Linked DNA regions of Homo sapiens: regions 2 and 3 are each linked to region 1. The links are chromatin contacts, found by Hi-C or POLR2A ChIA-PET in ENCODE. All regions are on one chromosome and are shown on one strand. Each heading gives the region's core, a stretch centred on a gene start or an enhancer-like site at or near the end of the contact. The rest is flanking DNA. Distances are from core to core; before and after follow the strand shown.

Region 1 (4,751 bases), core at 697-3,196:
TGCTACTATTCCTGAGGGAGTCACTGACCTTTGCATCCATTGTAGAGGTATGGGAGGAGCAAGGTGGGAGAAATACCTTAAAAGTAATAGGTTTGCCACACAGAGACAAAAGAATAATCAGAGCACTTAGAAGCTAGAGGAAGCTTATGAAAGAATGGGGAAAAAAGTGAGCTTCTCGTTCCAGGGATCCTTCCTGTTCTCTGTTTTCAGTGTGGGCAAGCAAACCAGGGCCCTATGGACTCTAATACTAAAGAATGAATTATAGACCTGAATAGTAATGTGATAGGGCTAGTGATTTCATCAGTGACCACGGTCCTTGTCATTGCTTTTTAGATGTATGTGTGTATTTGGGTGTGCCAATGTATTAAATAACTTATTTGTTTTAAAACATAAATTGTGTTTTTTCAAAAATACTCATGATGAATTTGGCAGTATGAGAAATGCACTTTATATATATATATTTCTGCAGTCGTAGTAATTGAATAAACAAATAGGTTACATCATTAATTTTTGCAGTCATCCCATGTACTATCACTCTTAGTTTGGTCCTTTTCCATCAATCTTTTAGACCTTTACTCAAATTATTATATTAAAAAAATAGAATTTTTTTAAATGCTAAGTAATGATGGTATTTATAAAAAGTTGCTTACTTTATTCCACATTTGGTTTTAAGTTTTTTTGTTTCGTTTTGTTTCTAAGAGTCAGTCTCTCTATGTCGCCCAGCCTGGTGTCCTCCCACCTAAGCCTCTCAAGTAGCTGGAACTACAGGCCTGCACCACCGCACCTGACTGAAAACACTGATTTTTTTTCACTTTTCTCTCCAAACTTGTTTTTCCATTTTTCTTCCAGCCTCTTATAGTTCATTTTCATATATTAGTTTTTATTACTTTGTAAAGGCAGTCGATTTCTTTTTGTTCTAATTTATATTTTTTCAGAAATTAGATTTTAATCTTGATATTTTTTAGTTTTGTTTAATGCCTACCTATTATAAATTAGAGATTTCTATGCCTTACTTGTCAATGGGAAATGTTATACCACTATTAAGATTAAAAAGCATAGTAATGAATATTTTTACAGATGTATTTGTTGTTCCTCCAGACCAATATCTAAGCTTCAATGCAAAGCTCAGTTTGATTTTAGAAATATTTCACATGTTCTCATACTTCCTTATCCAAACATTCTGAAGAGTTTCTATGCTTTTCATGTCCTCTGCCTCTCAACTGTACTTTTATGACATTAATGTCCTTAGAGTTGTAGTGTTGGACTAGTTTTCCAGAATCTCATGGTCTTTTTAAAACTTATTTTGATTCCATACTGTTAGCTTTAGATTTTTCCCAAGTTCACTAAATGGGATCCTTCAGGGAGGTGAAATTGTAGTTCATGGGAAAATCATGAGACATCATTCAGTCTGTGCTTAAGTATGCAACATGGTCCGGCATTTCGGTGAGGACAAATGAAATATCTCTTAGCTTCAAGGTAAAAAGTCGACCATTCTCTTGATATTCCAGTAAATACCAAGCTACAAACAACCAGACACCACAAGGAAATGTAGACATTGTACTACACTATGAGAAAAGTTCAAAGATGGGCTATTGTCTTTAATTTACATGAAGATTTATGTGACAGAAATGTATCTGGAGGAGATGGACATCCTCCAAAGAATGTGTCTTCTACCTAAGAATACTGTTTGCCATTGACAGTAAATAGCAACTTTGACCTAGTTGTGTGTGGCCTAACATGAAACAGAGAGTTAGTAATTATCTGTAAATCTGGATTGTCATCTGGATCATTTGTGGTATCAGTCTATTTTTTATTCTCCTACCACTGGGGCATGACCCTTGTGCAGGTGACAGGATTTGCATTTTTGTTAACTTGTGACTTCTAAGAAATCCCCTTTTTTACAAAGGGAAAATTTAAGGTCTCCCATATTGTCTTATATGCTGAATACTGCTCCTTGAGTTTAGATTGCCAATTTTGGCCTAATGGTTTTATCTTCCAGAGATCTCAAAAGCAAATAATTCTGCTGCCATTTTTCTTAAATGCCTTTCAAATATTTGGTTGGAAACAGAAGACTTCTCTCTTACTCATCTGGGTAAAACTCATTTACTGTTTTTCCTTTTAAACTGTTAGCTCAAGTGACCTTACACACAAGTCCCAGCTGTGCATTAGCATTGCTTGGGGATGTGTTTGTATCTTTTGTCTAAAAATACCCAGCCGGCAGGATTCATGATCCATGAAAGCTAATTGAAACAATTTCTCTTCAAGTTTTGGCAAGCGAAGCATGCATTATAAGCATTAATATCTATAAATTGAATTGTTAATGAATCTGGACACTAATAATGAATGCAATTTTGCAGGCTTAACTAGAAACACTAAAATTATCAGGATCTGCAGCAGAAATTTCAATCATTTTGCCTATTAAATAGCAAAGCTATGCTTTTAATAAGCTAATCATTTTTATTTGACCCCATAGGAATAGCTCAGTTGATTAGAAACAGGTTTCCTAGCGCAAAACAATGTTGTTTTTCTCTTACTGTTTTAACCACCAAAGCACTGAAATTTTAAGATGGATATTTCATCTCATACTCTGTGTCTTTTAATCACATTTGTACTTGTACTCAGTGTTTCCAGAGATATTTACTTATTCCATTTCTCCTCTATTAGGCTGTATCTCTCATTCATATATATGTATATAGAGATGGATAGATACTGAAGTTTTTAGAATAATGTCACAATCATTTTTAAAACGGTCTCAATAGGACGGGTACAGTGGCTCACGCCTGTGATCCCCGTACTTTGGGAAGCCAAGGCCAGCGGATCACCTGAGGTCAGGAGTTCAAGACCAGCCTGGCCAACACGATGAAACACCGTCTCTACTAAAAATACAAAATATTAGCCAGGCGTGGTGGCACATACCTGTAATCCCAGCTACTTGGGAGGTTGAGACATGAGAATTGCTTGAACCCGGGAGGCAGATGTTGCAGTGAGCCGAGATTGCACCACTGCACTCCAGCCTGGGCGACAGAGCGAGACTCTGTCTCAAAAAAATAAAAAAGTAAAAAATAAATGGTCTTATTTCACACGTAACATTTTAAAAATTACATTATCAAGGTAATACAGTTTTGAGCTTTATGGTTGCCTTTCTGCGACTTAGGAAAGGATATATATTTCCATTTGAGTATCATCTCCTAAAACTTCCGCATAACACTAGTTTATAGAGCAGCAAAATCCCAACATTAAACAACAATGGAGTGTTTTCTCCCTAGTGCTTGAGTGACTTCGAGATCCTAAGCCATGTACTTAGAGGCACACTTAGTGCATAGTAGCTGTGCACCAAATAGTTGCCAAGTTGCCTGAGAGAGTTAATGCACCTTTCTGTGTCCTTTCACTTACTACCTGGGAATGACTTAAACACTAGGGAGAGTGAAACAGTAATAACAGGGAATATGTGGCATCTCTGTATATATTATCATGAGGTGCCTGAAATTGGAATTCAAAGTACCTTATCTGATTGTATCTTTCCCAACAAATCTTAAGGATATTGACAATTATCTGGACTTCAATTGTGGAAAAGTAAAATGCTGAAGTCTAGAAGTTGAGTCTGATAGTAAGTAGGGGTTTTTGCTTTGAAGGTTATGGGTTGGAATTTTTATGGAAGGGTAAAGGGAAAGGGTTATTAGGATTCTTTGGTATTGTTTATTTTTCTTCAGTGTTGTTGCATATTTCTTTTGACTACCAGGTTTGAGAATCTATAATTCATTTAAGGGAATGAATTCAGGAATTCATACTCACGCAGAATTCCTTAGGAATGTAGAGTATATTCATTGCATTACCATTTATATAGTCGCTTTCAGGATTTGTCAGCCAGCATAGATGTGATAATTATAGACATGCACATTTGTTTCTGATAGCTATTCACTTTACTGAACTGAAGCTTATACTTTGATTCTCTTATAAATGGCTTCATCAAATGGCAACTGAATGCTCTTAGAGCATTTTGTACTGCATTTCTCAAAATGACTGAATAGGAAAAGCTGCCTCTTCCCCCAAAACCTTCAGAGAACACTCATTTCTTACATATTAAGCTTTCACTACTTTCTGGGATTTTCAATCAAGATTTTAAAGTGTTTTTTAAATTGAATTTAGTCTTTTTTTTGTTTTTACCCTGCTATTAATAAAATTTGTGTTGATGAGTTGACTTTTTAAAAAAATCTATAAATCTGATGAAATTAGTCCTTGTATTACAGTCTTCCCTGGATTTAACTACCTATTTTTATTCCAAGGATATGTAATTTTTTTCCAAGACACAAGGTCTTGCTGTGTTGCCCTGGCTGGAGTACAGTGGTGCAATCATAGCTCAGTGCAACCTCAATCTCCTAGACTCAAGCAATCCTCCTGCCTCAGCCTCCCATGTTGCTGGGATAACGGGTATGAGCCACTATGCCCAGCCCAAGGATATGTAATAATCTAAGTTTTATCATCAAAATATTCACCAGAATTGCCTAAGTCATTTGGCAATCATTTTACATGGCTTTTTGAAGTACAGAAATAATATATACTTCTGAATAAGCAAGAGGTTTTTGTTTTTTATTTGCCATTATCTGATCAATTTCATGAAAGTTAATTCCATAGACGAGTCTTAATTGATAAGATCAATATATTGTAAGTAATTATTGATCCTCAGGATAAACCAAGTAGTCTTCTATTTTTTTTCTTACCCAAACTGATTTTTCTATATCAGTTTAGTTTTG
Region 2 (4,751 bases), core at 1,441-3,940, 460 kb before region 1:
ACTGGGTATGGAGAACTGCGAGGGAAGAATTGCCTTTTCTGAGAGTGGGTTTATTTGTCAGCAGTGTTCAGGATGGAGCGATGAGAATGTCAGGCTGTCACTGCTGGGTAGGCCATGGGTTTAACATCAGGCAGCTGCCCTCCGAAGAGCCAGGGCTTCCAGAGCTGGAGGATAGAATTTGCAAGGAGTATTTCAGAGGAACTCCTGATTTCATATGTAAGTGCAGAAGTTGCCAATTCCCTCTGAAGAGGTATTGTTTTTATGAATAAGGAAAATGAGTTTTAGTAGAGGTGACACCCAGCTTGTGTGTAGTCCCTCATTTCCATAATGTACAGAGGCCATAGATCACCTGCCTGTGGATTACCTGTTAAATTTTTGCCTGGAACAAAGGCAGGCTTGACTAGGCCTCATCATGTGTGTAGCTGGTGCCAGATAAAGAAAAGGAACTCAGGGTCACTCTCAGTTCTACTTGTCAGGCCTCTCAAGTGCAGGAGGCAGGTTGCAGGGTCTGCCTCTTGGGACAGTGGCAGTATTAGGGCAGATCCCGTCCGGGCCTTCTGCCCAGGCAGTGCTGCATCCTCCCAGGTTACTTTAATAGCTTGTTCTTTGGGCTTTCTAGCTTTTATTTTATTGAAGGTATTTGTCTGTGGGCCTACCAGGATCATGATGTCACCAGATTACGAGGTTGTCCCCTGTTAATAAAAATGAAGATAAAGCAGCAAAATTAGATTTTCTGAGAGTATCAACATTTTCTTGTTGTCTTTAATTTATCCAGCAGGCCTTACCTATCCCAGGTAAGGAATCTTCGTTTTTCCGGAGAGATTGCCAGAGGCATCTCTGCGTTGTGGGCCACGTTGCTTGCGGTCCTGCTAGCATACGTCATCTTCATGTCTTATTCATAGTCACTTTTTCAATTAAATTATTAATTGTTTTCTTTAAGGTGTTCTCAACTTATATGGCCAATATAAATAACAGTGTGTTTTGAAAACACCACCTGTTCTTGGGCCTGAAGTCAGGTGGTCTGGAAGCAGCTCTGCAGTGACCATAGTCTGGTTTGCAAACTCATCCTCCACCTTCCCTGTTGGCTCTTAACTCCCCCCACCCGGCCCCCGTGCTCTCACGTGTGACTGAATTGGGCTTGTGCCCTCCTTTGTCCCTAATCGGACATGATTCCCTGGAGGCAGTCTTTTCTCCCAGGGCCTTAGCTGAAATAAATAAATAAATAAATAAATTTCCCCAGAATCTATTCTGGACTAAAATGTAGAAAGGGGCTGTCTGTACCCAACAGGTTAGATACTTACATTAATCTGAACCCAACTTACATTGTGCAAAAAGCCTTCTATACGGGGATGTGATGGTTTTCACCAGCTAAGCATCCCTTTTTCTCCCGAGTCAGTGTGTGCCTCATGCTAATACAATTCCATACATACTGCTCTTCGCCTCATGAGCTGATTATATTTCTAACACTTGCATGGTTCATTATTGTGCCCGAGGAAAAGACTCTCCAGGCTGTAAGGCCAGCCTGGGTGGGTGGTTTTCAGAAAGGGTAAAAGCAGGTGCCTTTCTGTGCTGTGAGAATCGGGAGTAAATTCAGACTGAGGGTGGGATTCTGACAGGGAGGACAGAGGACTTCCGGTGAGATTTCTTTGGGGCTGGCTTTCAGATGAGAATGGAAAAAGGTGGACTTGGGGAGATAGAAGGCGCCCAGCAATCGCTTTGACCAACTGGAAAAGGTGAACTTGGGGAGATAGAAAGGCGCCCAGCAATCACTTTGACCAACTGGGGTGGCCGCTTTAAATCTTACCCTGGCGGTAGGAACTCCCTGGGAAAGGGCACGATCTTTGCTATCTCTGCGGTGATGTGGCTTTATAAGGTGAGGCTAAGGAGCCTGGAGGCTTACATGGTAGACTGCATCTCCTTTTCTTCCCACTTCTTTTCTTCCTATCTTTCTAGTGATCTCTCCTTTTCTCTTTCTCTGGCCTCAAAAACTATCCTTAAACTCTCAACGGAGAGCAGGGGGATGTTTTTATAAGTTTCTGCAACTGAAAAACAGAAGTGCTCTGTAAAGCAGTTAATAGGATGGGTGTGTGTTTCCAATAAATTCCTGTCCACATTGGCTCCTGTCCCCATGCTTGAGTGGCCTGGCTGTGACGTGGACGGGGCCCAGGGAGCGATGGCTCCGGTTCGGAGGCCTCAGGCTCCTTTTAGTGGCCGAGGGCGCGTCCCTTTCTTCTCGCCCGATTCTAGGCCGGCCCCTGACCTTTGATGAGCGAGGGGTCAGCGCCTCCGGGAGGGCCTGGGCTTTGTTCCCGCCGGGGCCGGTTCCCGGGGCGGCGCAGGCCGAGCGGCGAGGGTTCCTGGCCCCAGGCGGGTGCGCGGGACCCCCGGCCTGCCCCAAGGCCCGCGCCCCAAGCGGAGCGAGCGCAGCTGAGCGCCCGGGTCCCGCGCGTCCCTGTGCGTCCCCGGGTCCCTGCGGGCGGGCGGGCGCGGTCGCCGCCGAGCAACCCGGCCTGCGCCCGGCACGACTGTAGATGTCAGGCTTTGCCCGGGGAGCCGAGCGGCAGCGGGGCTGTGAGTTTCAAATTAACCTTCCGCTTTGTTGCTGTGTAATGTGGATCCCCGAAGGCCCCCCGCCCCGCCCGCCCCCCTTCCCCGGGCGGTGCGCGCTGCAAACTGCGAGTTGGGCTTCATTTACATAAAGCGATTCCGGGCGGGCGGCGGCAGAGGAGGAGGCGGCGGCGGCGGGCAGGCCGGGGACCCGGACGCCAGCGCCGCGCCCCGTGGGTGAATCCCCGCCGCGTCCCGGGGACCTCCCTCCGGGGACGGGCCGACCGCCAGCCCTGCCGCCACCATGAGCTCCCCTCCCCTGTCTCCGGGCCCCCTGCTCCTGACCAGAGCCACCTCCGAGTCCTGGGGCCAGCGGGAGGTGGGGAGCATGCCGCCTGGGGTGGGTGAGCTCGGGGCTCGGGTGCCACTGGAATTTCCCGTTGTTGCGCATGGCGGCGCGGCCCCCGGACCTGCAAGTGCCGCCTCCCTCCGGAGGTGCGCGGAGGCTTGGTGTGCCAGGTGAGTGCAGCCTCCCTCCGGGTCCGCGCAGCCGGCCTGGAGCCGCGGGCAGGTGCTGCGAGTCTTGGCTGAACTTCCCATTCTCTTGGGGCGTGTGGGGGAAGGGCAGGCTGGATGCACTTGAACTCCCAGACTCCAGTTGCCACCTACCTAGGGTGAGAGCGCCTAAATTCTGCTGGGCACACAGTAAAGCTCTTCCTTCCTCCTTCCTTCCCTTCCCTCTGTCCTCCCCTCCCTCCTCCTTTCCTGAGTCTGCTTTTGGATTAGTTCCTGCCTTCTGAATACTTGTGGTACTGGTGTCATTTAGAAGTTTGGGTGCCTCCGCCTAAAAATGCACCCTTTTCAGCCCTGGAGAAGTCGCTGGTCAGTTCGAAACAATGTGAAGAATGCGCTTGTGGAGTAATTAAAGGGAGAATCAGAGTTTTGGAGCTGGAGGGCACCTTTGGAGATCATCTTGTCCACCCTCTAATTTTAGTTTTTTCGCACTCTTGGAAAAGTCAGAGCATTTATTTCCTTGGGCAGGGGCGGGGTGGGGAGCTGATGCAAAGGAGAGAGTCAAGATTTTTATCCTGTTAGGAGGAGGAATGCCTATGTTTAGGTCAGTAGCAGAAAAACAATAACAACAAAAAGAAGCATTGTAGGCTTGGAGGGAAACGAACCTTCTGGAAAATGTTCTTTTCTGCCTTGGACACACCTGTGTTATGATAGGAAAAGGCCTGGAGGGCAAAGACTGCAGCTCACGCATGGTGTGTGCTAAGAGGGAATTGCGTGGCACAGTGGTACCTCCTGTGTTAAACTGGCTTAAGTGAAAGCCGTGAGCAGGTGAATCCAGGAGGGTCATCCCTCCCCCCACCCTCTGTGTCATTTAACAGTCCTTGAAGACTCCCTAAAGCCACTGACAGAAAACCCCAGAGAGAACAGATGGCTCTGCCTGGGCACAGAAGGAAGGCCTCTCCTTCATACTGGGTCCTGCTTGTCAGAATGCACCAGGGCAAAGCCTTGAAGGTAGATTGTGAGAAAGTTACACATCATCTTATTTCTCTCTATGCTTTGAGATCCTTGGAGACAAGTCACTAAATAAATAGTGTATAATTTAAAGCTCACCCTAGCTGGGGAAACTCTGTTTCCTTGCCGTCAAGCAGCAGGTGCGAGTTTGTAGAGTTGGCCCCTCGAGTTCCCTCATTCCTGAATTCAGGAGGTGTCAAATCTTCACGTTCAGTTAATGGCTGTGGTTTCTGGATAGGTTTCAAGGGAAACCCTGAAAATCACGAGTTCCAGGAGGCTGGGCTGGAGGAGGACACGAGAGTGCTGTGGTGGGGACTGCATTGGGTAGGAAAACATACACCTTCCAAGGTAACCTGATCAAGAAAGGCCGTAGCAAGAAACATGAGTCTGCTCCTTGTTATCAGAACAGCCACTGGCAGCCTGAGATTCTGAATCCCTCTTGCTACTCAAACATGAAAAACAATGAAGGCAAAAGTGAGGTGTGAGGGAAGTCAGGAGACCACGGTTCCAAATAATTGAAGGGTTTCAAGAATGGGGTCTTCACAGAGAGGTACATACCTGGATGTTTGCACGCCTGTATTTGTGTTCATTCTGTTTTGCAGAGACCCTGCAGGCACCCTTTCAGAGAGTGTGTAGCTATGATGGCCAAAAGAAACTTTTTCTCTCTCCCTTTGCTAAAT
Region 3 (4,751 bases), core at 1,444-3,943, 430 kb before region 1:
GTTTTAGTAGAGACGGGGTTTCACCATGTTGGCCAGGATGGTCTCGATCTCTTGACCTCATGATCTACCCCGTTCAGCCTCCCAAAGTGTTGGGATGACAGGCGTGAGCCACCACACCCGGCCTTAGAGTTAATTTATTTTATAAGATCAAAACCATGGCCAGGCGTGTATGCTCACGCCTGTCATCCCAGCACTTTGGGAGGCCAAGGCAGGAGGATTGCTTGAGCCCAGGAGTTCGAGACCAGCCTGGGCAACATAGTGAGACCCTGTCTCTATAAAAAAAAAATCAAGCAAAATTAGCCGGGTGTGATGGCGCATGCCTGTAGTCCCAGCTACTCAAGAGGCTAAGGCGGGAGGATTGCTTGAGCCTGGGAAATTGAGGCTGCAGTGAGCCATGATCGTGCCACTGGACTCCAGCCTGGGTGACAGAGCAAGACCCTGTCTCAAAAAAAAAAAAAAGATAAAAACTGAGAAAACATAGGTCCCACTTCATCGAAAAAATCAAATTTTCATCCAAAAGGAGGAAATCATTTTCTGAAGAGGAGAGAGTAAAAGTGGGGAATTAAGGAGCATCTGCAGAGGTAGGGATGGGTCAGACAGTAGGCATGGGCTCTATGCAGGTGGCAGAGGTCTTAGCCTGTTTGGTTTGCTGCTTACCCCTAGCCCTAGTCCAGAGAGAGCAGTCTCTGGCACACTGGGGCCACTTGGATATTTTAATGGATGGTTGGACAATTCTCTGGACGAGCTCTATCTGTGGGGTGCTAAGCTAGCAAAGCTCTTGGTGGAGGACTATGTGGTCTAGCTCCCTGGAGTTGGAGAAGTCAGCTGATAGGTTGTGCTAAAGACCAGAGAGGGGTGGGTGGAGGGGAAGAAGAGAAGGCATTATTTAGTCGTGACGGCAGCCAAGACATTGGTGGGGAGCCCAGGTGAGTGCTGGAGAGAGAACAGTGTTGGCAGAGTTTTCATGACTTGGCGAAGGGCACCACTGGAAAGCGGGGCAGGAAAAAACTTGGAGCATTTTCAGATATACCTTTCAAGTATTCCTCCTCCTAAGGCCAACAGGGGATATTTTTTGGGACCCACCTCCCTGAATGAGAGCAAAACTAAGACCCCACTCCCCTGAATCCAAACGTAGAAAATTCCCATCACGTCTTGGGAACACATTCAAATTGCCCACTCAGCCTTTGATATCTTTTTGCCTTTTTTTTTTTTTTCGAGATGGGAGTCTTGCAGTGTTGCTCAGTCTGGATTGCAGTGGCACAATCACAGCTCCATGCAGCCTCAACCTCCCAAGGCTGAGGGAGGTGATCTTCCTGCCTCAGCACCCCCAAGCAGCTGGAACCACAGGCACATGCCCCCACGCCTGGCTGATTTATTTTTATTTTTGTAGAGATGAGGTCTTGCCATATTGCCTAGTCTGGTCTTGAAATCTTGGGCTCAAGTGAACCTTCCACCTTGGCCTCCCAAAGTGCTGGGATTATAGGCATGAACCACTGCGCCCAGCCCCCTTAGTCTTTTTTTTTTCAAAGGTGCATTAAGGCATAAGGAGTGTTCAGCAAACTCTCTTGGGATATACACGTGAACTTGGGTAGGGTCCCAGTGGGCTTCAGCTGTAATGGGGAGATTCTGCTCGGAGCCACTCTGCTGTCACCAGGGTGCGAATCCACATCATGAGAGGCACAGAGAACATTCTCAGTTCACCCAGAGGTTACAGAGAGGCTGTAAATGGACATTCAAATAGAAGAGGAGGAAATTACTGGAGTCAACTCTGGTGTAAGGGCTTTAAACAAAGGCCATAAATTAGTCATATGGTGACATCTAAGGAAGACAGGATTCTATTTCTGGGGTTGGTTTATTATTATTTTGAGAGGCATCAGGAGAAGCAAGAGGAAAAGAGAAATGGGTCAAGTAGCATAAAGAATTTGAATCAAGGCAAACTAGAAACCAGTTTTGCTTGAATTACCCTTCTTGGGACTTTCACTATTCAAAGTCGTATCTTTCACAAGCAGGAGGCTGAATGAGAACCCTTTGTGAAAGGTGGTTATGTTTTGTTTTTTTTTTAAACCACTTCATCTTGTCATGTACAAAGTAGCGCCTTGTACATGTGTGCTAAAATTGAACATTTAAATCCTATTGAGTAATCCTAGTTACTCCGACCTTAAAAACCAAAACACAATTCATGTTAATTGTTAACATAATACTTCAGGTTAATTGTTAACACAAAATGGGGAAGTGGCAACAAACATGCAGGAGTGGGAGAATTAAGTCATATCTGGGCCTAGAGAGTTAAGTGGTTGGGTAGTCTGGCTTGTGATTGAAAGAGAACTGGAGGAGCCTGGGATAGAAATGAGATGGTGGTGATGGGATCTCCTTTGCGTAAGAGAGAAGACTATTCTTTGCATAGAGGTGATTCAGAAATCGCTCTGTGGCAGGATGCCTTCTGTCCATATGGCCGGTCTTTGCGTGGGCCATTCTTCAAGGTGCCATGCCTTGACTGGGTCAACATGGCCAGTGCCCGTATGGTGTGTAAAACCCAGTCCTGGAAAGCTGGCTCCCCTGGAGGTGTTGTGCAATTGGGGCAGCCGGCAGCCAGCTTCTGATGTGGTTGGCTGCCTGGCTCACACCTCTCAGGTGCTGCGGAGACAGCAAGATCCAGTGGCCCCAGGCTACCACGGAGGCGGGCAGGGTGCCACGGCCTTCCCGAGCCATTCTGTTTCCTTTGTCTTCAGGAGCCCAGCGTGCACGGGCCCTGGCTTTCCAGTTCTTCAGGCTGGCTGCCTGGCATCACAGCGAGGCTTCAGGCGGGCCCACCTGTGGAATATATTGGGTAAGGTTGGCTCGGCCTGGCTTTTGTGAATTGATAAAAGGAACTGTGGATCCAGGGATTCTTCTTGAATGTAGATGTTTCTAGTTCGGTGTCTCCTATTAGATAAAATAAACATGTAGCACACACAAACTCTTTGTCCAACTACTGTTTTTCTGTTGTTTCCTTGGTTAATTTGGATATTTATAAATCTCAAATGCGGTAGGCCAGGATGGGAGGTTTTTTCTGTCTAATGCTAAGATACTCCACTGAACACCTCTCCTAAGACATAGCCCTCGTGGCCGGTGTGGTGGCTCACGCCTGTAATCCCAGCACTTATGGAGGCTGAAGTGGGTGGATCACTTGAACCCAGGAGTTAGAGACCAACCTGGGCAACACAGCAAAACCCTGTCTCTACAAGAAATACAAAAGCTAGCTGTGCACGGTGGTAGGCGTCTGTAGTCCCAGCTACTCAGGAGGCTGAGGTGGGAGGATCACTTCAGCCCGGGAGGTAGAGGGTACAGTGAGTTGAGATTGCACCACTGCACTCCAGCTTGAGAGACAGAGTGAGACCCTATCTCAAAAAAAAAAAAAAAAAAAAAAAAGACACAGCTCTTGATTACAGCATCTGAGGCCTTTGGTCCTAATTTTTGGTGATGGAGAAAGAGAGGTTTCAGCTGGTCCCTAGGGTCTGGAGAAGGAGGGTAGTGTGAACCCCTTGGTAGGGTGAACCCTTCAGGGACACCCCTGCTTCTGTGTGTCCAGTGGTTCTGTCCCCCTTTCTCCAGATGGCTATACTAGTTTCCTCTTGATGCCGTAAGAAGTTACCACATAGGCCGGACATGGTGGCTCATGCCTGTAATCCCAGCACTTTGGGAGGCCGAGGCAGGTGGATCATGAGGTCAGGAGATCAAGACATGGTGAAACCCCTTCTCTACTAAAAATACAAAAATTAGCCGGGCATGGTGGTGCCTGCCTGTAATCCCAGCTACTCAGGAGGCTGAGGCAGAGAATCGCTTGAAGCAGGGAGTCGGAGGTTGCAGTGAGTTAAGATCGCACCACTGCACTCCAGCCTGGTGACAGAGCGAGACTGTGTCTCAAAAAAAAAAAAAAAAAAAAAAAAAAAAGAAGAAGAAATTACCACAAACTTGTTGGTGTAAAACACAAACTTAAGTTTGCATTTTGATGTTTTCTGTAAGGATGTAGTATGTTTAAACTTTATTAACTAATGTTCAAAACTGCGATGTGTGCATAGAATATTACGTATGCATGTTCATGTCTAAAGAATGGCTGTTGATGATAAAATAAAAATCAGCTTTCATTTTTCCAAAAAAAAAAAAAAATGCAAAAAACCGCAAACTGATTGCCTTGTAGCTGGAGCCTAGAAGTCTGAAATCAGTTTCAGTAGGCTGAAGTCAGGGTGTTGGCAGGGCTGCTTTCTCGTAGCGGTTTCGAGGAGGAACCCATTTCCTTGCATGGTCTAGGTTCTGGAGGCCCCCACATTTCTGGGTTGATGGCCCCTTCCTCACATCACTCTGTGTCATGCTTCTGTTACATCTCCTTCTTCTGCCTGACTCTGTCCTCTCCTTTGCCCCTGTTGTAAGGACCCCTGTGATTGCATCAGGCCCCCTGGATAATCCACGATCATCTCCTCTATCCAAAGATCCTTCACTTGATCGCATCTGCAAAGTTTCCTTTGCTGTAGAAGGTAACATATTTGTAGGTTACGGATATTAGGATGTGGGCGTCTTCGGGGGTTGTTATTCAGCTACTGCACGGTCCTGTGGAGGAATTGGTGCAGTTGGCAAAGAAAGAGACCCCCACGTGCCTCTAGAGGTAGGTGGCTCAGGAGGGCAAAGCTAAACCAAATATTACAGCCTTACCTGTTCCAACAATGCCTATTTCCTTGGAAATGAGGGAAGAGGCTTCGAGATGAAATTTGGTGGCC

What was found. A loop is a pair of places that touch in the nucleus more often than their neighbours do. ChIA-PET counts read pairs that join two places held with the same protein, here RNA polymerase II (POLR2A). Pooled maps may share reads with other maps.
Region 2: a map with no recorded cell type shows a loop between it and region 1 (3-fold over the local background). The contact joins the promoter of ZFHX3 here to the enhancer-like site in region 1. A Hi-C loop is called at or near these places in 14 of 37 single-sample maps with no recorded cell type and 5 of 50 pooled maps. POLR2A ChIA-PET finds 5 or more read pairs at or near these places in 1 of 52 experiments (Panc1).
Region 3: a loop to region 1 is called in a map with no recorded cell type, with 20 times the contacts of the local background. The contact joins two enhancer-like sites. A Hi-C loop is called at or near these places in 1 of 168 maps with a recorded cell type or tissue (uterus), 6 of 37 single-sample maps with no recorded cell type and 4 of 50 pooled maps. POLR2A ChIA-PET finds 5 or more read pairs at or near these places in 1 of 52 experiments (Panc1).

Annotation. Positions count from the first base shown.
Region 1 is chr16:72,587,771-72,592,521 of GRCh38, reverse strand. All of the region lies in intron 1 of LINC01572 (long intergenic non-protein coding RNA 1572), which reads left to right. Among named protein-coding and RNA genes, the nearest start is that of LINC01572, 75 kb to the left of the region's middle. RefSeq lists an enhancer at 1,929-1,988. Within about 2 kb of position 1,946, at least 2 of the 41 ENCODE cell types and tissues checked have a DNase peak (open chromatin) inside an H3K27ac peak, as active enhancers do.
Region 2 is chr16:73,046,067-73,050,817 of GRCh38, reverse strand. It overlaps ZFHX3 (zinc finger homeobox 3), which reads left to right and starts at 2,690. Exons shown (of 10, transcript NM_006885.4): 1 at 2,690-3,066. LOC124903719 (a long non-coding RNA gene) reads right to left here and starts at 3,240. Exons shown (of 2, transcript XR_007065116.1): 1 at 3,018-3,240; 2 at 30-692. RefSeq lists enhancers at 1,789-2,324, 2,861-3,396 and a silencer at 2,250-3,099.
Region 3 is chr16:73,013,698-73,018,448 of GRCh38, reverse strand. The region is part of intron 1 of ZFHX3 (zinc finger homeobox 3); the gene reads left to right. Among named protein-coding and RNA genes, the nearest start is that of ZFHX3, 32 kb to the left of the region's middle. RefSeq lists enhancers at 1,976-2,125, 2,674-3,174. Within about 2 kb of position 2,693, at least 13 of the 41 ENCODE cell types and tissues checked have a DNase peak (open chromatin) inside an H3K27ac peak, as active enhancers do.